Regions from separate parts of the Homo sapiens genome. Here region 1 is linked to region 2. The links are chromatin loops, found by intact Hi-C in ENCODE. Cell type or tissue: psoas muscle. All regions are shown on one strand. Links, peaks and the distances in the headings refer to the core of each region. The heading gives the core; the rest is flanking DNA. Region 1 overlaps PDS5B (PDS5 cohesin associated factor B). Region 2 overlaps BRCA2 (BRCA2 DNA repair associated).

The links. A loop is a pair of places that touch in the nucleus more often than their neighbours do. Peaks named below come from ENCODE experiments on the same cell type or tissue, not always from the same donor. Only the 100,000 strongest peaks of a DNase experiment are listed, where the experiment ranks them.
Region 1: a loop joins it to region 2, with 2.5 times the contacts of the local background. A loop is called at or near these places in 17 of 110 quality-filtered maps.

What each region holds. Positions count from the first base shown.
Region 1 is chr13:32,631,681-32,648,776 of GRCh38, reverse strand. PDS5B (PDS5 cohesin associated factor B) reads right to left here. Exons shown (of 35, transcript NM_015032.4): 2 at 1-23. The coding sequence starts at 4. Among named protein-coding and RNA genes, the nearest start is that of PDS5B, 54 kb to the right of the region's middle. RefSeq lists an enhancer at 2,497-2,606. In psoas muscle, for the core only: a CTCF peak has its summit at 9,054 (motif pointing right); a DNase peak (open chromatin) is centred at 9,066.
Region 2 is chr13:32,377,968-32,385,967 of GRCh38, reverse strand. BRCA2 (BRCA2 DNA repair associated) reads right to left here. Exons shown (of 27, transcript NM_000059.4): 22 at 6,453-6,651; 23 at 6,055-6,218; 24 at 5,823-5,961. It also overlaps the pseudogene IFIT1P1. Among named protein-coding and RNA genes, the nearest start is that of N4BP2L1, 46 kb to the left of the region's middle. RefSeq lists enhancers at 1,140-1,189, 4,082-4,376. In psoas muscle, for the core only: CTCF peaks have their summits at 4,219 (motif pointing left) and 7,795 (motif pointing left); no DNase peak of the experiment used is centred there.

The DNA of each region.
Region 1 (17,096 bases), core at 5,470-13,469, 260 kb before region 2:
CCATGACAGAAATATTTCTACCCCTGAAACAAGAAAACTATTAGATGCAAACCAAAAAATAGATATAAACATTCTTAACAAACATAAATGGTAACCTTCCCCACCAACCAAAATTTGTAACTACCTCCTAATTTATAGTAATTTACTTTACCATTTAATGAAAATCACTCTATTGAACATTTCCCCAAATTATTTTTAGAAAAACAAAACTTATTTTTACTTTCATTTCCTCAGTGGCAAGCTTTGTTATTTGTCCTAACCCTCCAACTAAAAATAATAATAATAATAGTAAGCTAGAGAAAAATAAAAAATAAATACTTTTTAAAAGCACCACAAAGTACTCAAACTAAAACCTAAGAGAAAATAGGAATCCAGGGAAGTAAGTGGGAACACTGGGACATTATAGCTACTTATACTCTGAAAGCATTTTTCATTTCTGACAAATGTGGGATTCAGTTTTGATGGTCTTATAGGGCAAGGGGAACAGAAGTAAATCTGAACATATCAAGGCAGACAGTCAAATAGGAAACTCTCCTGACATTAATGTAGGCCACCACCCTACCCAAAGAAGATATACCTGCAAAGGAGAGGGTAAACTAGAAATGAACACCTCTTTTCCCCAGCCCCACCCCCTAGAGGGAACCGCTGAGAAGGCTGCCTTGGTGCTAAACAGAGAAAGGCAACATGAATACAGGGAAGGAACAGGTAATTAGTTTTGGCCATGGGCCTGCACACTTGCTGGGGCTGACATGACCTAAGTGGCCCAGAGAATCTCAAAACATGAACTCACAGACCCCTGGTTAATAACAGCCCCAAGCACCTAACATAAGTAAATCCAAGTCCTGCCTAGAGAAGGGTGCCTTCATCCTAAGTATCAAAGAATCCCCACTATGATGTTTCTAGAACAATGAGCAAGTATCAAGTCAAAAATAACCAAGCAACTATGAGGGAGAACCAGCAGAAATACCACACAACAAAAACAGACACAATTTTTGTGTCTATCAAAGACTGTAAAACTACTATAATCTTAAAGAAATAAAAGACAATTCCAAAAATATCTACAGGAAACAAAAAAAATTATAAAGACTAAACTAGAAGATTTTTTTTAAATAGAACTTCTAAAAATGAAAAAATACAATTACTGAAATTGAAAATTCAACAGGTCAATGTATTCGCAGATACGAAAAACCATTAAAGGCCAGGTGGGATTGCTCACGCCTGTAATCCCAGCACATTTGGGAGGCCAAGGCAGGCCTTTTGAGCTTAAACTTTGAGCTCCAAAGTTTAAGAACAGCCTGGGCAACATACCAAAATCCCATCTCTACAAAAAATACAAAAATCAGCCAGGTGTGGTGGCACACCCCTGTAGTCCCAGATACTCGGGAGGCTGCAGTAGGGGAGCTGCTTGAACCCAGGAGGTAGAGGTTGCAGTGAGCTGAGATTGCGCCACTGCATTCCACCTGTCTCAAAAAAGAAAGAATGAAGTGAAAGAAAGGTCATAAGAAATTATCCGGAGTGCAACACAGTGAAACATACACCTGAAATACATAAGGATAGAAAGGCCTAAATGTAGCCTACAATTCATGGAAGTTATAGAGAGAGAAGAATGAGAGATTCACTCATGGGATTCATGAGAGTACCAGAAGGACTAGATTGAAGCAGAGGCCAAATACCTACAGAGAATATCATAAAATACCAACCTACAAATTCAGTAAGCCAAACAGGGTTAAATTTAAAATAATAATAATTCCAGAAAACAAACAAAATTTAGAGCACACACAGTACCTTGAAAGGAATAGCATTTAAACTAACAGGTGACTTCTCAACAGCAACAACATAAGCCAGAAGACAGCAAAATGTTATCTTCAAAGCAGAGAAAGAATATAACTGCAAATCTAGAAGTTTACAACCAAGGAGTATAATTTTTAAGTGCAGAGTAAAATAAGGGCAAATTAGCCAAATGAAAACTAAGAGGTGTAAGTATTTATATATAAAGTACCTACAACATTGCTTAGCACATACTAAGTACTATATGTGTATGTAATATACACAATCAGGTTAAAAGAAAAGATTTTTAAATTTCAACATAAACACCTTAAAAGACAATGAAAAAAGTGGATACATGCTGAAAGTAAAAGGATGGAAAATTATGTCATGCAAACACTAAAACCCGTTAAGCTAAATATCAAGTTAAAAAAAAAAAAGATAAATAGGCCCCAGATTCACTCTGTGGTATTTACTCAATAGAAACGTATAGTTTGTCCACCGTAAGACATATAAAAAAATGTTCACAGCAATACCATTCAGTTGCCAAAACAGAAAACACAAATGACCATCAACACTAGAATGAATAGCAATTTGTAGTATAGTCATACAATGGGGGCAAAAAAAAAAAAAAAAAAAAAAACACAGCCATGAGAGAATAAATCATTGCCTCACACAATAATATGGATTAACATTACAAACATCTGGATGGGCATGATGGTTCACATCTGTAATCCCAGCATCTGGGAAGGCTAAGGCAGGTGGATCACTTGAGCCCAGGAGTTCAAGACCAGCCTGGGCAATACAGTGAGACCTCATCTCTACAAAAAATAAAAATAAATTAGCCAAGCATAGTGGTGTGCACCTGTGGTCCCAGCTACCCGGGAAGCTGAGGTGGAAGTCCTGCTTAAGCCCAGGAAGTCAAAGCCACAGCAAGCCATGATCACACCACTGCACTCAAGCCTGAATGACAGAGTGGACCTTGTCTCAACACACACCACACACCACACACCACACACCCACACACCCACACACACACATCAAAGTGAAAGAAGCCAGACACAAAACACTACATAAGAGTATGATTACATTTATAAGCTCGAAAACAGAGAAACCTAATCTATGACAGTAAAAGTCAGGACAGTGATGTTTTGGGAGACAAATGTTAACGGAAAAAGGGGTGAAAAGATACTTCTAAGATGCTAGTTACACAAGTATTTTCACTTTGTGTGAAGTCATATAGAGCTAAAGACATAAGTTTTACACTTTCCTGAATGTATGTTATACTTCAACAAAAAGCTTAACAAAACAGATAACAAGAAAAGCTCCAGACATTTACATTTTTTAAAGCACTTCTTAATAATCAATGAATCAAAAGAAAACAAGCGTAGGATCAACAAAGTCAAAAATCACAGGTCAATCTTATAAATTTGATAATATAACATTTGAAAATGTAGATAAAGCTGAGAAACTACATCTTATTACCAAAACTAACTCAAGAAAGAAAAAAATGATTAAGAAACAAAATCAATCATTAACAGATCTTTCCACAAGGAAAAATATCCAAGTCTAGATGGCTTTACTAGTGAGTCCTGTCAAATAAAGGAAGAAATATTTCCCATGTCATACAAATAGTTCCAAGAAATGAAAAACAAGGGAATCCTTCCCAACTAGTTTTAAGCAACTAATTAGCATAACTCTGACAACAAAACCCAATGAGAACTATCAGAGGCCAGGCACAATGGCTCCTGTCTGTGATCCCAGCACTTTGGAAGGCTGAGGCAGTAAGACTGCTTAAAGCCAGGAGTTCAAGACCAGCCAGGGCAACAAAGCGAGATCTTGCCCCTACAAAAAAATTAAAATGAATAAAAAATTAGCCAAGTTGAGGTGACAAGATCACTTGAGGCCAGGAGTTCAAGGATGCAGTGAGCTATGATTGTGCCACTGCACTCCAGCCTAGGCAACACAGTGAGAGTCTGTATCTGAAAAAGGAAAAGAAAAAAGAAAAGAACAATCAGAGAAAATAAATCACAGACAAATCTTAATCATAAATGCAAAACTCCTAAACAAAATATTAGGAAACCAAATGCAGCAATATATTCATAAGTGTTTATCCCGGGAAGGCAAGGTTAAATTCATCACATCAACAGGCTTAAAAAGAAAATCATATTTAAATTATATACTAAACAGATTTTTTCAAATCTCAATAAATTAAGAAAAATTTGGTAAATTCAACAACTCATGACTGTAAAACAAAAACGAAACAAGAAACAAGTTTAGTAAACTAAGAATTGGGTGAAAGTTTCCTTTATCTGAGATAAGTAGGATGCTATAAACACCCTACAGCATAAATAATGTTTACTGACAATCCATTAAAAGCTTTGTGTTCAGGAACTACAGGAACATACCTACTATCATCACTTTTTTTTTAATTTGACACTGCAATAAAGATGCTAATCAACAAAGGAGGGAAAGAAAAAGAAATAAAGGGTATAAGGATTTAAAATGAACCAGTCGTTATTCACAGATGATATGTTTACATACATAAAAACTTCAAAAGGATTTACAGATAAAACATGTGAATTATTAAGACTGAGTTTAGCAAGGATGAAAAGTAAAAAACATCAATATAGAGATGTTCCTCAACTTACAATAAGGTTACGTCCCAATAAACCCATTGTAAATTTAAAATATAGTTAAGCCAAAAGTGCATTTCTATCATATGTCAAGAAACATACCAAATGTGTATTGCCTTCACACCATCATAAAGTCAAAAAATTGTCCTAAGTTGAACCACCATAAGTCAGGGACATCCATAACAAGCATAAGTCACCAACAGGTAACAACAGGTAACACAAATACTTAATGGTAAAAGACTAAATGCTTCCCCTTTAAGATCAGAAACAAAGAAATGATGTCTACTCCCAGCACTTTTATTCAATATAATGCTAGAAGCCCTAGGCAGCACACAAAGAAACAGAAAATAAAAAGCATACATATTGGAAAAGAAACTGTCCCTACATCCAGACAACATGATTATCTACACAGAAGATGCCAAAGGAATCTACAAAAAATAAACTACTAGTTCATCGACGTTCCAGGATACAAGATTAACATCCAAAAATCTGTGTTCCTCCTGTGCATAGTCATACATCACTTAATGATGGGATACATTCTAATAAATACGTTGTTGGGGAATTTTATTGTTGTGCAAACATCATACAGTGTACTTACACAAACCTAAATGGAACAGACTACTACATACCTAGGCTATATGGTATAGCCTATTGCTTCTAGGCTACAAACCTGTACAGTATGTTACTGTACTGAATACTGTACACAACCGTAACACAATGGTAAGTATCTGTGTATCTAAATGTATCTAAACATAGAAAAGATACAGTACAAATACAGTATTATAAGCTTATGGAACCACCATCATATATGCAGTCCATCACTGACAGAAAAGTTGTGTGGTACGCAACTGTATATGAAAAAAAGTGGTAGCGATAACAGGAAAGAGCAGAGAGAATACAATAAAAAGTTCTGAAGACACTTTCATATCTAAGTTTTTTAAAAAGGACACTGTACCTATATTTCACACCATATACAAAATGAATTCGAGGTACAGTAACAACTTAAATATAAAGGCAAAGTGTTAAAAGCTTTTAGAATATGATAAAAGAGAATAGCTGCATGACTTCAGGTTAGGAAAAACACTAGCAAGAACCAAGTTCATAGTTACATTCCTTCAACCAAAGAAGATACTCAGCCAATGCCTAGGACAAAGCACTCCAGGGAAAGATTGATAAATGGATTGATAAATGTGATAAGCTTCTCTTCCACTGAGTCTGGAGTGGAAGAAAGTCTCTCTGCCTTATTTCAGAGACAAAAGCTGTTCATGATTCATAAAAACAAATACATGAATATGGCCACAGACCACAGCTATACAATGTAGACAGAGTGACCTTGTAAAATATACTCATCCATGTAACCAAAAATTTATCAAGCACCTCATATGCAGAACACAACAGCAGAAACTACAGAGCAAAACACGTAAAATGGGTCTCAAAATCCATGAAGAGAAACAGACATTCCCCTAAATAAGTGAATCACAGTTGATTCTGAAATTATCCTAACAGAAATAAACAACAAGCTTGGAAAAAATAAGACTGAAAGAAAAACCACTTTTGTAAGTGGACAGGGGTAAAGTGGTAATAATACACAGAATAAAAAGACAGAAAAAAACATTCTGAATAAATCTCAGAGAGCAAATTTCAGTTACTGGACCAGAAGTATGACTGAAGGAAAAGGTGGAAGGAAGTAAAGGGAGCTAAGACGGAAAAAATAAAGAGACAACAAAGAGGGAGGTTACTCAATTTGCACTTCAGTCTTATGAACAGCATTGTAAGGAGAGGTTTGAAACACCTCTGTGAATATACACAGGTTGTTTTTCCTATGAGTAAAACATACTGGCCCTTGTCTACTAAGCAAACTCTATAGACCTTAAAGTCTCATTTTAACTTTTTCTGACCTCAACCAGGCAGAGCTAGGCTCCTCCCCTACAGCTAGTCACACTTTGAACCTACTACAATTAGCAATTATCACATTGTATCTATTGTACTTATTTCTATCTTTGTCTCTCCCACTAGACTGTAAGCTCCTTAAGAAAAGTAGCATATAACATTTATGCTAGCATCTATCTGCTAGCATCTATCGCAAATAGCTACTATCAGTAGTAGGCACTCAGGAAATAATGAATGAATGAACGACCAGAACTATTCGAAGAAATTATGGTTACAGCAAAAAGTAGAGCTAGACACAGGAGAAATTAAAACAAGTTAGAAAACTACTGCAAAATTCCAAGAAAGAAGTAATGAGGAACTGACTGTAGGCAATGACTACAAAACAAGAAAACTGATTCAACGACTTACGAATGATTATACCAGAGAAGCAGAACATGATTATAAGATTCGAAACCTTTGTTCCTAGAAGGCCATTTATTTAAATATTTATTGAGAATTTGCTTGGTGCAATACACTAAGTACTAGGAATACAATGATGAGCAAATGTACAAGAAAGAGCTCTGCCCTCGTTGTAATGGAGATGGGGGAAAACCCAGAGAGAGAGATTAAGTCTTGGGAAAAATAAAGTTTGCTCTAGAAGGCAACTGTAGATTATACATCTAAAGTTCTAGAAAAAAAGTGTAAAATGAGAAAATATTTTTAGAACAATTTATTGTTCATGCTTTATGGGTTTACAAGATGAGTAAAGAAAATGAGTAGGGTGAGCTGAGATACCAACACTAAACCTTAATGAAATACCTATAGTGATTGGGGTGGTGGGAGCCCACAGGGGAGATAAAGAAGGAAAACAGAAGAAAGTCAAGAAAATGGCTTTAGAAAAATGAGAGTAATTGTTACAAAAATCTACGGAAAAAATGTTTGAAGATGAAGGGACGATATATAGTGATATTACAAAAACCTAGGCAAAAATGTTTGAAAATGGAGGGGTGACATATAGTGATGATCACCCTCAGTGAAAACATACAAAATGACTTCAGCAAATACTCCCTTGAACTTGACAGGATATTTGAGAAAAAAGTGTCCAGAAAATGATGGGAATGAATACCAAATTACGAGATAAGAAAAAGGTGAAAAGAAAAAAGAGGAAGCAGAAAAGGAGCAACACAGAAGAAGAGGGTATCATTAAGTCAATGAAAAACAGGTATTGATACAGAGCTGCTCCTTAAACAGAATGTCAAATAAATGATTTGACATATAATAGTTCCTTTCATCTTTGGGGAATCTCAACCATTCACTATTAAGGTAGAGCAAACAAAAAATGAAAAATAACTGCACTTAGAAAATAGTCATATAAAACTGGCCTATATCAGACTCTATTTTATAAACTATAGTATATTACAGAAAAATGTGATTTTTTTTTTTTTTTTTTTGAGACGGAGTCTCACTCTGTCACCCAGGCTGGAGTACAGTGGCGTGATCTCGGCTCACTGCAAGCTCCGCCTCCCGGGTTCACGCCATTCTCCTGCCTCAGCCTCCCGAGTAGCTGGGACTACAGGAGCTCGCCACCACGCCTGGCTAATTTTTTGTATTTTTTTTAGTAGAGATGGGGTTTCACTGTGTTACCCAGGATGGTCTCGATCTCCTGACCTCATGATCTGCCTGCCTCGGCCTCCCAAAGTGCTGGGATTACAGGCGTGAGCCACCACACCTGGCCAACAATGTGCTGATTTATGAGTTTCTCCATTTAAAAAATATAAACTTTAAATTTACCACCAATTAATAGTAAAACTATAACCTAGAATTTCCCTTCTTTCAAAGGGTTATTTGAAACAAGCATTTTCAGAAAACAATTCAGTTCAAAAATTATCATATGCATATTATTATATTTACATTTTTATGTTCAGCATGAACAGTAAGCATAAGAAAATATTCTAATACTAGGCCATGCACAGTGGCTCACGCCTGTAATCTCAGCACTTTGGGAGCCCAAAGTGGGCAGATCACCTGAGGTCAGGAGTTTGAGACCAGCCAGGACAACATGGCGAAACCCCGTCTCTACTAAATATACAAATATTAGCTGGGCATGGTGGCGCATGCCTGTAGTCTCAACTACTCAGGAGGCTGAGGCCAGAGAATCACTTGAACCTGGGAGGTGGAGGTTGCAGTGAGCTGAGATCGTGCCGTTGCACTCCAGCATGGGTGAGACAGCGAGATTTCATCTCAAAAAGAAAAAAGAAAAGAAAATATTCTAATACTAAAGTTTTTTTTTAAAGTTCAAATAAAATGATCATTAATTAAATATATGAGAATCTTTTAATCACACTGAGTACAAGAAAAATCAATGAAATGGTCATTCTTTAATATTATCAGACATAAATAAATGTTCATAGATGTAACTAAACAAGAGACTGTAGTAAAAAATATGTAAGATATTTTCACTGAATAGAAAAGGAAAACAAAGTACTGACTAAAGAGCAAGAGCAATCATAACAATAAGCAATCCTATTTTTTAGTTGATTTAGGCATCCAAATCAACAAATAAAGACCGGCATCTGCCAGTTTCATGTTGATTTTTCTTAAAAATTCACAGTCACAGAAATCAAATCAAACCACTACTAGAATCCATACTGGGCCATGTTAATTTAAAGCTGTTTTTCCTTCTGGGATTTCACTCCAGGTTTGAGGTGGAATTCAAAGGAAAACATAAGATTTTGTAAAGAGTCTGATATAACTACAGAAGGCAGTCTTCGCCACAACTGCTACCTCTTGCAACCAGCAGATGGTGCCCTCCATAAAGACAACTCTTCAGTACACAATAATTAAACAGTGTAAGAAGTTTAGCTTATTCTTGTTGAGGGACAACCAAAAATCTAATGGGAGTTTTTCCTACGAGAAAAAACGCTAAGTAAATTATGCTATTCTCCCCTAAGCATACAACTTGAAAGCCCTGTTTACATATTTTCCAACTGTTTAAACAAAAATCTGCCTTTTTCAACATACAATTTTTTGACTAATCTACCATGCAGTTTGAATTAATCTTTATTAATTCAAAATCAGTGTATTTATGTTATTCCTTATTTGTTCTGGTAAAACAGTGACGGTGAATACTTTAGGAAGTTCTTTTAGAAACTGGACCCTTTCTTTGAATACATATTTTTGTTAATGTTTATTTGTAAAAGGGCAAACATGGTCACTTGCCTACATCATTTTTTAAGGACCATCAATGTTATGGAAGATACTAAAGTTTAACTGGCTCAAACAGAAAAGGAGCCCCAGGCCCTGGAATATCTCGACCTGCATCAGTTTCTAACCGCACAGAAAGTGTTCTGTTAAATCTCTTTAAAGTAATTCTTGTATATTAATAGTGATAATATCTCTCATTTATTGAGTGATTAGTATTTCTCTGCTCAGTAGTCAACTCGATATCCCATTGTGGGGGGTGGGGGGGTGGATAAAATTACGAATTTTTCTATTCACGTCAAATCTCCAACACACATTCTTGTACAACGCCGCCCCCGCCCCACGCCCCCATGTAGACTGCTGTTGCTTCATTGAGAAAACAGAAGCGCCATCAAACGGAAACCCTCAGCCTCTTATTACCCAATTTACATGCCTATGTACATTTGCACCCATTCCCTCCCTTCCCTCCTTCCCCATTCCTTCCTTCCCTCCCTCTTCCCTAATACCAGAAAGGAAATAGCCCTCCTCACATCAAAACACTAACCCCTTCATAAGCACACAAAATCCCATCCTCTACTCAAAGACTTTTACTTGATTAGTTATCTCCTCTTTCCCCCGTATCAGCATCCTCTGTGTCTACTAGATACTCTCTCAGCATTCAAATATATTCTGTTATTGGATGGATGGAAGGCATTCAGGCAGGAAGGGAAAGAAAATACAACATACCTGTTTAGACTACAAATACCTCCCCTGCCTCAGGTATTGTCCTCTCTCCCAAATTACCTTCACAGACAAGCTTCTCAAAGAGTAATCTATACTATCTACTTTCAATTCCCATTCACTATTCATATTAATCCAACCTGGCTTCCAAAGAGTTCCCCACCCGCACACTCCACCTCATCAGCAAAATGCTTTTGCCACAGTCACTAGCAGATTGCAAAAAATGACAACAAATTTTTCCATTCCTTGTATCTACACCCTTACAATGTGACTTTGCTGCTCCTCCCATCAAGAAATAAAAGTGTTTTTTCAGACCTAGAATCTGAGATGGCGTTATGACTCTTTTAGGCAATGGGACATTGAGAAGTTTAGTAAGTGTTTGTGCTCTGGGTTAGCTTACCTACTGCTCTTGGAATTCTGCTATGGAGATGTCGGCAAGTCCAAGCTATCCCAGTGGAAAATTAGAATGTATATGCACAGAGGCACATTGTCCCAGCCATGGTCATCATGAACAAGCCAGCCCTAACCAAATCACCAGGTGACCACAGAGGCATATCTGTAGATGCATAAGCAACCCCAGCTAAAATCAGCTAAGCCTGGTCCAGATCAGTAGAACCACCCAGATAAGCCAAACCCAAATTGCCAATATACACAATTGGGAACAGTTGTTTTCAGTAAGTCAGTCTTCGGGTGATTTGTTATGCAGTAAAAGCTAACTAAAAGTCATCAGTTGACCTCTATGTTGCCAAATCAAGTGAACACTTTTCTAATCCTTATTTTATTCATCTCAGCAGTATGATACACAGTTGACCGCAGCCTCCTCCTTGAAACATTATTTTCCTTTTGTTTCTTCTAGTAACACATTGCCTTTTCCTGATTTTTTCCTACCTTACTGGTCATTCCTGTCTCCTTTGATTTCTCTTCTACTCAACCTCCAAATATCAGTTAACTCATCAGAGTTCAATTCTCTTTTTACTGTTTATGTTCTTCTCCCAAGGCTTTTGCCCTAAGCTTTCTTTTAATACATACTCCATAAAGATCTCTCTTTTCAACTCCAGTCCGCACATACAATTGTCTACTTAACATTTCCACTTGGGTATTCTCAAAGATACCGCGAACTCAAGATACTCAAAACTAAACAAAATGTCTCCCAATTTTTTTCTCCCTCCAAAAAAATCCTCATTCTTCATTCCTCTCCCTCTTCAGTGTGTGTTGCCTTCATGTACCCATTTCTTCCTCACAGTTTTCTGGGAATGAAGCTTGGCAATTCCCTTTCAATATTTACAATCAACAATCAAATCCTATAAATGCTACCTTGCAAAATGTAAATGAAATCATTTACATTACTTCAAAATGTAAATGAAATCATTAGCCATTACTTCACCACAACATAAATCTACACCACATCCAACTCATTCTTCAGAGAGCAACCAGAATGATCTTAATAAGCTAATCTCTTCATATCACTGCCTTACTTAGAATTCTTAAATAGGTTCTCACTGCCCTTCGAATAAGTTCCAAATATACTAATCTGACCATTTGCTCATTACACTCCAGTCACATCTCTATTCCTTGAAGACACTAAACCAAGATCCTTCTGTCTCAGGGTGTGCTATTCCTTCTGCTTCAATAAACTTTTTCTCTTCTCTAGCCCTCATGCCTGGCTAACACTGCTCTTTCAAGTCTCACCTGTCAATCAGGGAAGCTGTCCCAAATCTACTCAGTCTAAATAAAATCTTGACTGCATGCTCTCACACCACCCCTGCACTTTTGCTTCAAAGAATTTATCATAAATGTAAATACAAATTCTCTAATGTGTTTCCCCTTCTGAACTGTAAACTATATGAGAAAAGTTTAGGGATCCTAATTTGTTCACTGCTACATACCTAATGCATAACACAATGCAGGTTAAAAAGCAAAAGCTGAATAAATGTTCTTACTAAGATGAACTATATAATTATGCCCATTTATAAACAAGGAAACTGAGGTTCAAAGAGGTTAAATAACTATGCTAAAGTTATCAACAACTGAACTTAAATTGAGCCATATCTGATTCCAAAGCCTATGCCCTTAACCTAATGGTTTTCCATCTCTGGTGCACTGCTGAATCCTCTAATAATCAGACCCAAACACTTCCATATGAAAAAAGCTCCATGAGGAAATTTACATGCCAAGTTTAGTAACAAATGCCTTAACACTACAATATAGTGCTAATTCTGCCTACTATCTCTGTAAGCATTTCTGATACTTCATATACGTAAGCATGACAGCTTTAATTTTTTAAAAACAGATCATGGTTTTCAAAGCTCTTTCATGCACACATTTTCCTTCAAAATTCTATAAAAGTAGGAATCATCCCTATGTTACAGATGAAGAAAATGAAGTTCAGAAAGCTGACGAACTCGCATACAGTCACCCTGTAGTAAGTGGCAGAGCAATGACAAGAGGTCAAGTTTTCTCGTTTTTACTTCAGGCTCTTTAGGGAATGCTGAATTGGAAATTAAGAATCAGAATACTAGGCCGGGAGCGGTGGCTCACGCCTGTAATCCCAGCACTTTGGGAGGCCGAGGGAGGCAGATCACAAGGTCAGGAGATCGAGACCATCATGGCTAACACGGTGAAACCCCGTCTCTACTAAAAATACAAAAAAATTAGCCAGGCGTGGTGGCGGGCACTTGTAGTCCCAGCTACTCGGGAGGCTGAGGCAGGAGAATGGCGTGAACCGAGGAGGTGGAGCTTGCAGTGAGCCGAGATAGCACCACTGCACTTCCAGCCTGGGCGACAGAGCAAGACTCTGCCTCAAAAAAAAAAAAAAAAAAAATCAGAATACTAAAAAATCGGAGCAAACTGAACAGAAACAAAAACGTTAGCCCAACCAGAAACTCAAGGCACAAAGATATTTTAGCTTAATTAGGCGACTACAATGGCACTAATCAAAAAGGCCAGGCCAGGCACAGTGGCTCACGCCTGTAATCCCAGCACTTTGGGAGGTTGAGGCGGCCAGATCATGAGGTCAAGAGATCAAGACCATCCTGGCCAACATGGTGAAACCCCATCTCTACTAAAAATACAAAAATTAGCTGGGCGTGGTGGTACGCACCTGTAATCCCAGCTACCTCGGAGGCTGAGGCAGGAGAATCACTTGAACCCGGGAGGCGGAGGTTGTAGTGAGCCAAGATCATGCCACTGCACTCCAGCCTGGCACCAGAGCAAGACTCCGTCTTTAAAAAAAAAAAAAAAAAAAAGACAGGCCAGGCATAGTGGCTCACACCTGTAATCCCAGCACTTTGGGAGGCCAAGGCAGGAGGGTCACTTGAGGGCAGGAATTCTAGACCAGCCTGGGCAATACAGTGAGACCCCCCCATCTCCACAAAAAAAAAAAAAAAAAAAAAAAAAAAAAAAAAAAAAAAAAAAAACGTAATTGGCTGGACATGGTGGTGCATGCCTGTAGTCCTAGCTTCTCAGGAGGCTGAGGCAGGAGGATGGCTTGAGCCCAGGAGTTCAAGGCTATCATCAAGTTACTGCACTCCAGCCTAGGTGACAAGAGTAAGGCCCGGCCTCTTTAAAAAAAAAAAAAAAAAAAAAGAGGCAGTAAGAAATATTGCTGAGGTTGTGAAGAAACTGGAACCCTCATATTTTATGGGAATGTAAAATGCTGCAGCCATTTTTGAAAAACGTTTCACAGTATCTTAAAAGGTTAAATGTTGGCTGGGCACGGTGGCTCATGCCTGTAATCCCAGCACTCTGGGAGGCCGAGGCGGGTGGATCACAAGGTCAGGAGTTAGAGACCAGTCTGACCAAGATAGTGAAACTCCATCTCTACTAAAAATACAAAAACTAGCCAGGCGCAGTGGCAGGCGCTGTAATCCCCGCTACTCGGGAGGCTGAGGCAGGAGAATCGCTTGAACCCTGGAGGTGGAGGTTGCAGTAAGCTGAGATCGCACCACTGCACTCTAGCCTGGGTGACAGAGTAAGACACTGTTCTCAAAAAAAAAAAAAAAAAGTTAAATGTAAACTTACAATATGACCTAGCAATTCCCCTTCTAGGTGTCCATCCAAGAGAAAACCTATATCCACACAAAGACTTTTACCAGAATATTCATGGCAGTATTATTCATAATGCCCAAAAACAACAAACAATCCAAATGTCTATTAACTGGTGAATGGATAAACAAAATGATACTAATTGGAATAAAAAGGAAAAAAGTACTGAAACAAAAGTGAATCAACTAGATTCTGTGCATGTACATATACATGTGCACATATTGGTGAAGGTGTTATAAAAGAAATTGGGACCAGTTAATCTAAGGCTTTAAGTCTCTGATAAGGAGTCTGGTCATTATCACATAAGGCAGTTGTCATTTTTTTTCTTTCTTTTCTAAGAAATTTAAAGAGAAATGAGATTTGTATTTTAGAGAATTTCCAAAGACAAAGACATACCAGCTAGAACACAGGAAGACTGCAGGAATCTATGAGGGACTGCAAGAGGCTCACTGAAGCAGTAACAGGAAGCTCTGAACAACTGGAAGATAACATAAGAGTATTTGAAGAGAGGATATAACAGAAAACAGGAGAGAAGTATAGTTTAGTAGGAGAAAAGAGATTGAGACAGAAGTAAAATCCAGGAGGCATTGCATAACATTACAATGTAGCTCTTTAAGATGACAATAAAATGGGCATAAAAGTACCACCCATATTGATATGTAAGGACCCAATGTACCATACTGTATACAGGACAAATGAGAGTACAACTATTAATTCTACCTCATTAAAAGTAACACAGTATCCATAAAGATAAACAAATATTCAACAAATCTGCTTACAAAGTTATGTACCTTGTAAATAAAATATTAATAATGAGTAAACTGGGGGAGGGGTTATAAGAAAAATTAGGATGTCAAGTCCACCAAAAAGTTTAATTTGATAAGTTTCTCAATAAATTTCCCTATAATGGGGAAAACTTAACAAAATCATTATAGTACATAAACACTTGATATATTCCTGAAAGACATTAGTTTTGAGGGACTGCATACGGATTAATATTACTAAATCTAATCTGAATCTAGTCTCACTGATTACATCTACCTTATATGCTTCCTGGCTAAAATCAACAACTTTGTTTTGTGACAGTGTTGTCCAAACACGGATAGCTGGTTTTGTTTTTGTTTTCTTAAATAGTTTTATTAAGACAGAATTCACATATCAAATAATTCATCTTTTAGAGTGTACAATTCAATAGTTTTAGATCTAATACTTTTTTTATGTAAAATATATGTAACATAGAATCTACCATTTATAAATGTACAATTAAGTGACATTATTAATTATATTTACAATATTGTGCAACCACTACCATTTCCAAAACTTTTTCATCACCCAAAACAGAAAGAAACTTGTAACCATTAAGCAATAACATCCCATGCCCTGTTTTCCCCAGCCCCTGGTAACTTCTACTGTCTGTCTCTATAAATTTGCCTATCCTTAAGTGCCTCATGTAAGTAGAATCACAGTATTTGTCCTTTTCTGTCAAATTTCACTGAGTGTATTTTCAGGTTCATCCTGTTACAGCACTTATCAGAGCTTAAATTCTTTTGAGTAGCTGGGACCACAGGCGCGCGCCACCACGCCTGGCTAATTTTTGTATTTTAGTAGAGACGGGGTTTCACCATGTTGGGCAGGATGGTCTCGATCTCCTGACCTCAAGATCCGCCTGCCTCAGCCTCCCAAAGTGCTGGGATTGCAGATGTGAGCCACCACGCCTGGCCCAGAGCTTCAATTATTTGTATGACTGAATATTATATGTATATACCACATTTTGTTTATCCATTCTTCTGCTAGTGGACACTTGGTTTCCATTCTTGGCTACTGTGAACAGTGCTGCAATAAACACTGCTGTACAAATACCCATTTCAGTCCCTGTACAAATCTTTTCAGCACACAGCTAGCAGTGGAATTGCTAAGTTTATGGTAACTTTATGATTAGCTTTTTGAAGAACCACCAAACTGTTTCTCACAGCAGCAGCTAGCTACATCAGCAAATGAGGGCTCCAATTTTTCCACATCCTCTTCAACAGTTATTTTCTGGTTTTGTTTTTTTATAGCCATCCTAGTAGGTATGCAGTGTAACCTCATTATGTTTTTGATTTTCATTTTCCTAATGATTAATGGTGTTGAGTATCTTATGTGCTTACAGGTCTATTTGTGTATCTTTGGAAAAATGTCTATTCAAGATCATTGCTCACTTTTAAATTAGGTTGTCTTTTTGTCATTGACCTGTAGTTCTTTATATATTCTGGACATTAAATCCTTGTTAAAGATATGACTTGCAAATATTTTCTTCTGTAGGTTGTGTTTTCATTTTCTTATGTCCTTTGATGCAGAAAAGTTTTTAATTTTTATAAAGTCCAATATATATTTTTTATTGTTTGTGCTAATAAATTCAGGTTCATAAAATTCTACTCCCATATTTTCTTCTAAAAGTATACAGGCTTAAATCTTACATTTACATCATTGATCATTTTGAGCTCATTTTTATCTACTATGTGAAGGAGAGGTCCAACTTAATTCTTTTGCATGTGGAAATCCAGTTGTCCCAGTGTCATCTGTTGAAGATATTCTTTCCCTCTTTGTTTTTAATAAGAATATCCTGGTTCCTCCTCTAGAAATTTTGATTCAGGAGGTGTGGGGAGAAGCTTCAGATTCTGCCGTTTTTAAGGAATGTCTCAGACAATTCCTATGGTCAGACAAGTTTAGAAAACAGTTTAGAACACAACTTCAGGTGCTCAATTCATGTTGTAAAGAAGCCAAAGAACTTTTTTTTCCCTTAAATCCTGGCTTTGCCTTCAGATACATATTCCTGGCCTATACTATATCCAACTGACAACTTAGGTAAGAACTCCTAATTTT
Region 2 (8,000 bases), core at 1-8,000:
TCTGAAGTTTCCTTAAAACCAGTTTCTCCAAAGAATTGACACTTTTATCCCTTGAAAATTATGCCTTTTTCTATTTTTATTGCTTTTAAATAACGGATAATTGCACTGACATCAGATTTCTTTTGAAATTCCTGAAATCTACCATAGTGCAAATATATGTCTTGCATTATTTCTTCTACCACTGGTTTCATGCACAACACTTTTTGAAAAGTGTCTTCAGCTTTTCTGTGATTGCCTGCTTCTATATACTTTCCTGCCAGTTCTATATAGGCAACCTCAAATGTGGGCTTTTGTTCCACAGCAGATTGAAGATGAAATACAGGTGATCTTATCATTTTGTCTACCTTTTCTCTGTTCTGCCCTCTAGGCTGCTTGTTGGTAGCTTCCTTCATTTGGATCTTTTGTGTCCTGTCACAAAGCCCTATATGGTGATGCAGGAAGGCAGAAGTGGGAGTTGCCTGCAAGGAGGTTTTTAAGAGCTCAAGAGCTTCATCCACAAAGTCTTCTCTTCAGTAAGAAGAGAAGACATATCCAAAGACATATCCAAAGACAAAGGTCTGCATGGACGTATTGGCCAGAGCTCCTTCAAAGTACTTTTCTCCTTCAGCTTCCTGTCCTTCATCCCAAAGCTTCAGGGCAAGAAGAACCTTACTATATCTATCATCTACATTTAGCCTGACAGCCTGCCTTAGGGTAGGCAAAGAAAATGACTTGTGATCCCCCGTTGCTAATTTAAAGCCATCCAGGCGACAGGCGGTGATTTCATACCCAGTGTTGAGTTCAGGGTTTTCAGCAGCCACTGCCAGATCCTTTTCAAAGCAGGCCTTGGCCTGTTCATAATTCTTCCCTCCACATTCCAGCAAGGCCCGTTCTTCCTCACAGTCCATCTCTGGACATTCCATTCTGTGACAGAAAGGACTTGAAAACTTCTTGCAAATGTTCTCTACCTTGTCCAGGTAAGTCTGGGTTTCTGCCAGTCTGCCCATGTGGTAATACACCCAGGCAAAGTTGCCCCAGGTTACCAGGCTTCTCAAATCTGATTGGCATCTTCTTTCTGGATTAAGTCTTCAGCTTCTTTCAAGTTCTCCAGCACTTCCTCATTCTGGCCTTTCGGGTGTTTCACATAGGCTAGTAGGTTGTGTATTGTGTATTCCCACACTGTATTTAGTCTAGAAACCCAATCTGGTCCAAGACTCTGTTTTCCAAATCAGGCATTTCATCATCTTTAATTGATACCTCCCATGTAAAGTAACATCTTAACTGCTCCAGACTATCCTTGACCTGATGATCATCAGCATTTTTACTCATGGTTGCTGTGAATTAGGCAGCAGTTCTGCAGTGGTTTAGCCGGACTCCTCTGACATCTAGGCCTCCTCACTTTTTCTTCTCCCACACACCTTGCCTTGGGGCCAAGAGCTGATCTGTGTCAGTCCCCATAACAAGCACAGGCTCCCCCATAAATATATACACCTGCTATAAACACACAAAAATTAAAACATTTAAAAAAGGCAGCACAGGCTCTCAGTCATGCCAAATTCCCTGGATTCCGCTTCCAGGCTTTGGATGTGGCCTTTCTGGGCACCATCTCCTCCTACCTCTTCATCTCCTCGAATCCTTTCAATGGGGCCTCTGGAACTCAGTAAGATCTCCACTACCGTCACCCTTTCCTGCAGGTGCTCTCATTGCCATCTTGTTGCAACAAACCTGGTTCTTGTCTGCCTGTACAGTTGCCCCTGCAGACCTTGTGCTACTGGAGGCTGAGATGAGGCAGATGTCTTCCTCATGCTTCATTGCTGCTCCTCCCACTCTAAAAACACTCAGTTTTGAACCTCGTGTTATCAGACTGTCATTCATTACTGTTCCTTGCTACAGGCATCCATTGACCCTGGCTCACTCATTGCCTTTCATTCCTTGAAGATTTTAACTCATAACTCACTGTCATTCTGTCATCACGATGGTCATGTTTCCTGGAAATTTCAGTATCCTCACAGGCAATCCTTCCAATACTCTGTTGCTCCCAAGTTCCTTGTTTTCTTCCTAAATGATCATGTCCTCTATTTTCCACTGGTAACTCACTGCAATGGACATACCCAAGACTTTTATTTCCAATAACTCCATTTCCCCCAGAATCTCAATTTGAAGTACCTCCTTCTTCAACCACCTACCTTTGATCTGCCCAGTTCACTCCCTCTAAAACCCTAACTCAAACCCACCGTGACCTACAATCAGCTTTTCTTATCTCCTGTTCATTGATCCACGTCTTCTAATGTCTCTTCTTTGCTCTGCATTGTGTCCAAGGTCAATTATTTAAATCCTCCTTTTGCATATACCCCCAAATTCTTTGCCCTTCTTGCTTTGCATTACTTACCCAGCTAAACTACAGACCTGGTTAAATTCTACTTTCCAACTACTTCATGCCCACACCATCAGAGCTGAACACGGTTGAAAAAATATCACACAACAACAATATATTCATGAACATTAAACCTCCAGTGGGCCCTGGCAGTCATGATGTGTTTACTTAGTCCATTTACTCTACCACTTTCTTAGATAATGATTTCATGCCTTTCCTCTTCTCTCAAACCTTCAACACCCTTTTCTTTCTCTTTTTCTTTTTTGAGACGGAATCTCCCAGTCTGGAGTGCAGTGGTGTGATCTCAGCTCACTGCAAGCTCCACCTCCCAGGTTCACGCCATTCTCCTGCCTCTGCCTCCCGAGTAGCTGAGACTGCAGGCGCCCGCCACCACACCCGGCTAATTTTTTGTATTTTTAGTAGAGACGGGGTTTCACCGTGTTATCCAGGATTGTCTCCATCTCCTGACCTCGTGATCCACCCACCTTGGCCTCCCAAAGTGCTGGATTACAGGCGTTAGCCACCGCGCCTGGCCCCCTTTTCTTCATTCTGACTCTCAGCTGATGATTTTGTGCCCTGTTTCAGCGAGGAAATAGAGCAATCAAAAGAGGTCTGCCACAAGTTTCCTCTTGTATATCAACTCTTCCATTGGTATCTATACCTACGTACTTTACTTTTTTCCTGTGATTACAGATGAACAGTCTCTCCTGCTAGCTAAGGCCAATTTCAACAGAGCCTCTAGATACCATACCACACAGTATCTGAGAACAGTGCCCCACAGCTGTTCCTGTTTTGCTTCCATCTTGCATTTTACCTTCTTTATTGGATCTTTCTCATCAGCATACAGTATCTCATCAGTATGCTATTAGCACTTTCAACTGAAAAAGCAAATGTTCTCTTGATCCTGATTCCCCTTCTGGCTACTGATTCATTTCTCTTCTTCTCTTAAAGCAAAAATCCTTGAAATGCCTATATTCACTATCATTCCTCCTTTCCCTCCATTTCCTTTGCCCCACTTCAGTCCACTGAAAGTGCTCCTCCACGGTGTTAAAGCCAATGATCAATTCTTGGTCCTCACTTCATTATCAATTCTATGAAATAGCATTTGGCAGACTTAATCACTCTCACTACTCGACAATTCTTTTTTTCTCTTGGCTTTCAGCATACCTCACTCCAGTATTCCTCCAACCTCTCTGGCCATTCCTCTGTTTCTTTTACTGATTCCTATATTTACATTTATATTTCCCTGCTTCTAAGTATAAAAGGCTTCAATCAGGTCTTGGATCTCTTCCCGTCTCTATCTACTCCCATGCCCACAGTGACCTCATCCAGTCTCACGGCTTTAAATGTCCCCTGTATGACTGGCCGGGTGCAGTGGCTCATGCCTGTAATCCCAGCACTTTGGGAGGCCAAGGTGGGTGGATCACGAGGTCAGGAGATCGAGACCATTCTGGCTAACACGGTGAAACCCCGTCTCTACTAAAAATACAAAAAAATTTGTAGTAAAGACTCCCAAATTCATATCCAGCCATTCCTCTGAACAGATTCCTATGTAACCATCAAGTAGACATTTCTACTTAGATGCCTAATAAGCATCTAAAACTTAACTGTCTAAAACTGAGCTCCTGAACTTCCCCACATACTTGCTTTTCTTGCAGTCTTTCCTTCTAAGTGGCAATTCCATTTTTCCCAATGTTCAGACCATCCTGCACCGTCCCCCTACCTTCAAAATACAACAAGAATCTGACTGCTTCTCACCACTTCCATTGCTTTTGTTTGGTTCATCATCTTTTGCCTAAGTGCTTGAAAGAGCCTCCAAATGGCTTGTTTGTACTCTTGTGCCCCCTACAGCCTATTCTCAACACAGTGGCCTGAATGATTCTGTGAAAACCTGTCAGACAGTGTCCCTCTACCTGGAATTTTCCTGTGACTTCCTGTCATCACAGGAAGTTACAGTCCACACAAGGACCCCCACACGACCTGGCTCTTCACTGCCTCTGTCCCTGGATGTTACTTCTCACTCTCTGGTCTCTGCCAATGCTTCACGGCACACTAGGCATGATCCTGCTGTACTGCGGCCTTTGTAATTGCCTGGAAAGCTTTCCCCAGATGGCCACATGCCTCACCTCACTCCCTCAATTCCTTCAAGCTTCACTCAAATGTCAGCTTTCCAGGGAGGTCTCTCTCCTCACCTCTCAATCTAAAATTACATCCCTCTCTCTTCTCTGACATTACCCCCTTACCCACTTAATTTTTTTTCTGAGCACTAAAAAAACTATACACATGTATATTACTTATTTCTTTGTTTGTAATCTCCCTCCCCCAACCTCATAATGTAAGCTCTATGAGGGTAGGGATTCTTATCTGTTTTGTTAATCGCTATGTACCCAGCACTTAAAACACTGTCTAGCACATAACAGTCATTAAATAAATATTGATGAATTAAATGAACAAAAGTTATCCACCTTCTATAATAACAATAAAATGTGTGAAAAGAGTCATCCAAATATGACCAAGATGAAATAAAATGGCATGGGAACAATGTGGCTTACTAATATAATATAGTCAAAGAAAAACCTACGAAGCACTAAAACATAACTCACCAAACACAAACACATTTAAAAAATAAGGAGAAAACACAGCAAAAGAGAAAGAGCAAAACTCCTAAGAAAACAAAACTCAACAAATAGAAGAAAATTCTTGAATTCTTCACAACAGATTCATGCTATTGAACTTAGTAAGACCATATATTCAATAAAATAAAAGCTTGACTCTGGCCAGGCACGGTGGCTCACGCCTGTAATCCCAGCACTTTGGGAGGCCGAGGCTGGTAGATCACGAGGTCAGGAGATTTAGACTATCCTGGTTAACACGGTGAAACCCCGACTCTACTAAAAATACAAAAAATTGGCCAGGCTCGGTGGCGGGTATATGTAGTCCCAGCTACTCGGGAGGCTGAGGCAGGAGAATGGTGTGAACCTGGGAGGCAGAACTTGCAGTGGGCTGAGATAGCGCCACTGCACTCCAGCCTGGGCAACAGAGTGAGACTCCATCTCGGGGAAAAAAAAAAAAAAAAAAAAGCTTGACTCTGAGATAATAAATAGCCCTGTACAATGAAAAGTAGAGTGTATGGCTAAGGAAATAAATTGAGGACACCAATATAACATCACAATGGGATAAACACATACACCAGAAATAGTAAGAAAACATAAATTGCAGAAAATAAAATTAAGGACAATTTCTATAAAATTAAGTACACAGACTAGGATGTAACTTGTTACCCTTGAAATAATATAGAATTGAGAGAATTGCTTTTCATGAAAAATCAGAGGTTCAAAGAGGCTTACTTTCAGATCACTAGTTAGCTAGCAAATTTGCCAACTGGTAGCTCCAACTAATCATAAGAGATTTTAAAAGACAATGTTTTTTAAAAGAATCAATAAAAAAAATTAACTATATTGTGCATTACCTGTTTTTTTCACAACAGAAACGACAAATCCTATTAGGTCCACCTCAGAACAAGATGGCTGAAAGTCTGGATCTAAAAATTTGCTGAAGTGAAGGGGCTCCCGTGGCTGGTAAATCTGAAATAAAATTTCATCTGAAACCTACAGAAAACAAAACAAAAATTCAACATATGGAGATTCCATAAACTAACAAGCACTTATCAAAACTGAAAAATTACAATGAAAGGTTTGTACCGGTAGTTGTTGATACTGAGTTTTTTTTGTCGCTGCTAACTGTATGTTAGCTCTTTCAGATTTACTTTTAGATTTTGAAGTTGCAAGATGATAAATTCTGTATCTCTTTCCTTCTGTTAACAGAGAATATAAATCTGATGATGGACGCCAAATACTCAGTATAACTGTTTGGAGAAAGATGAGAAAGATGCAATGGAAGAAGTGATTATCATTTAAATGTTTGTTTCAAAATAAATACAGATCCTCTTTTATATTATCTCTTTGTGGGCATTAGTAGTGGATTTTGCTTCTCTGATATAAACTAACTTTATACTTTATCTGGATTTATAATCATTTTGTTAGTAAGGTCATTTTTTAAGTTAATAAAACTGATAAAAACAAAGCATTTACATACTTACCTGAATCTTTTTCTTTTTTTGAATAGCTTACAATACGCAACTTCCACACGGTTGTGACATCCCTTGATAAACCTTGTTCCTTTTGTTCAGCAGATTCCATGGCCTTCCTAATTTCCAACTGGATCTGAGCTTGTTTCTTATCATTCAACATTTGCCTGTGATTATTCAAGGCTCTTAACTGCTCTTCACTGAAATAACCCTGTGACCATTTAAGATATTGGAATAAAAAGCAATCAGAACAAAAAAGTTCCATCTATTGTAACTAGATGGCTTTAAACAGGACAAATACAACAAAATTAGAGCTCATCTTAAGGGTGTGGTTAATGTAATCAGTTTCTCACATAATATTCTCAGGTGCCTCAAACTATTAATAATTCTATTTCCCTACGGCAAAAATGATCCTCCAATTATAAATGTACTCTAATAATCATAATCATCACCAACTACATTACAGATGGCTAATATCTGAATGCTCATTATTTTGAGAAATAGATCTATGTGTAGTAAATGTACTAATTCATTTAATCTTCACAACAGTCCATGGGGTAGGTAATATCATTGTTTCTGTGTTGTAGGTAAAACTGAGGCACAAAGGGGACAACTAATTTGCACAAGCCACATAGGTAGTAGAGGTTGGCCCTAGAACCCTCATTCTTAGCCCCAGGAGTATAATTCCATTAACTTTGAAATAGTAGATACAATTTAAAACAGATATGTACTAAACATACTTTTATGTTTGCCTCTACACTTCTGTCCTACTCACTTTAGCAAATTTCTACTTGTACCTCTTGGGAATCTTACCCAGTGTAACAAAAATAAACAGATAAATCAATAAACAAATAAAATAGGAAATGGAATTTAGACATGTAACATACCAGACTGCTGCTACACTTTAGGATATTATACATCTTAATATCCTAATCTCTACCGGGAAGGGAGATTATCTATACTGAAAAGGGAGACTATCCAATCTCTGTATCTTAATATAGGTATAGAGATTCTAAATATGCAGGCAGTGTTTAAACAATTTTGTTGTAAAACCTGATTTCAAAAGGCCATCATTCAACATTGTTACTGAAAACAAATTCTAACAGGACTGTTTTAAAAATGGATGCCTACGTTCTCCTCAAAGAATTACAAAGATAACTTTAATAAAGTCAAATCTCATAGACTCATAGGCACTTAGAACCCTAAAGATAACCTACTCTTAGGTTTTCCCTTGATAGAAGGTGGAAATGAGGTCCTAAGAAATAAATACATCACTTGTCCAGTTACAGAGTGGCTGGGCAAGGCCCTACTCCAACTCTTATTCTGCCCCCTTATGTCCAGACAAAAAAATATTGTTAAATTTTGTGGATGAAATTAAAGCTATCTTCATGATGATTCATAGAATGCACAAGCTTCAACAAATAATATTATAAAAGATAGAGGCAAATAATTTTTCAAGAAAGAATCATAAAGCCTTCATTTTCAGACCTGCAGCAAGTATACTCACAGGTTTTAAAACCGGACTCACTTCTCACAGGGAGAACCCAAATTGTAACATTT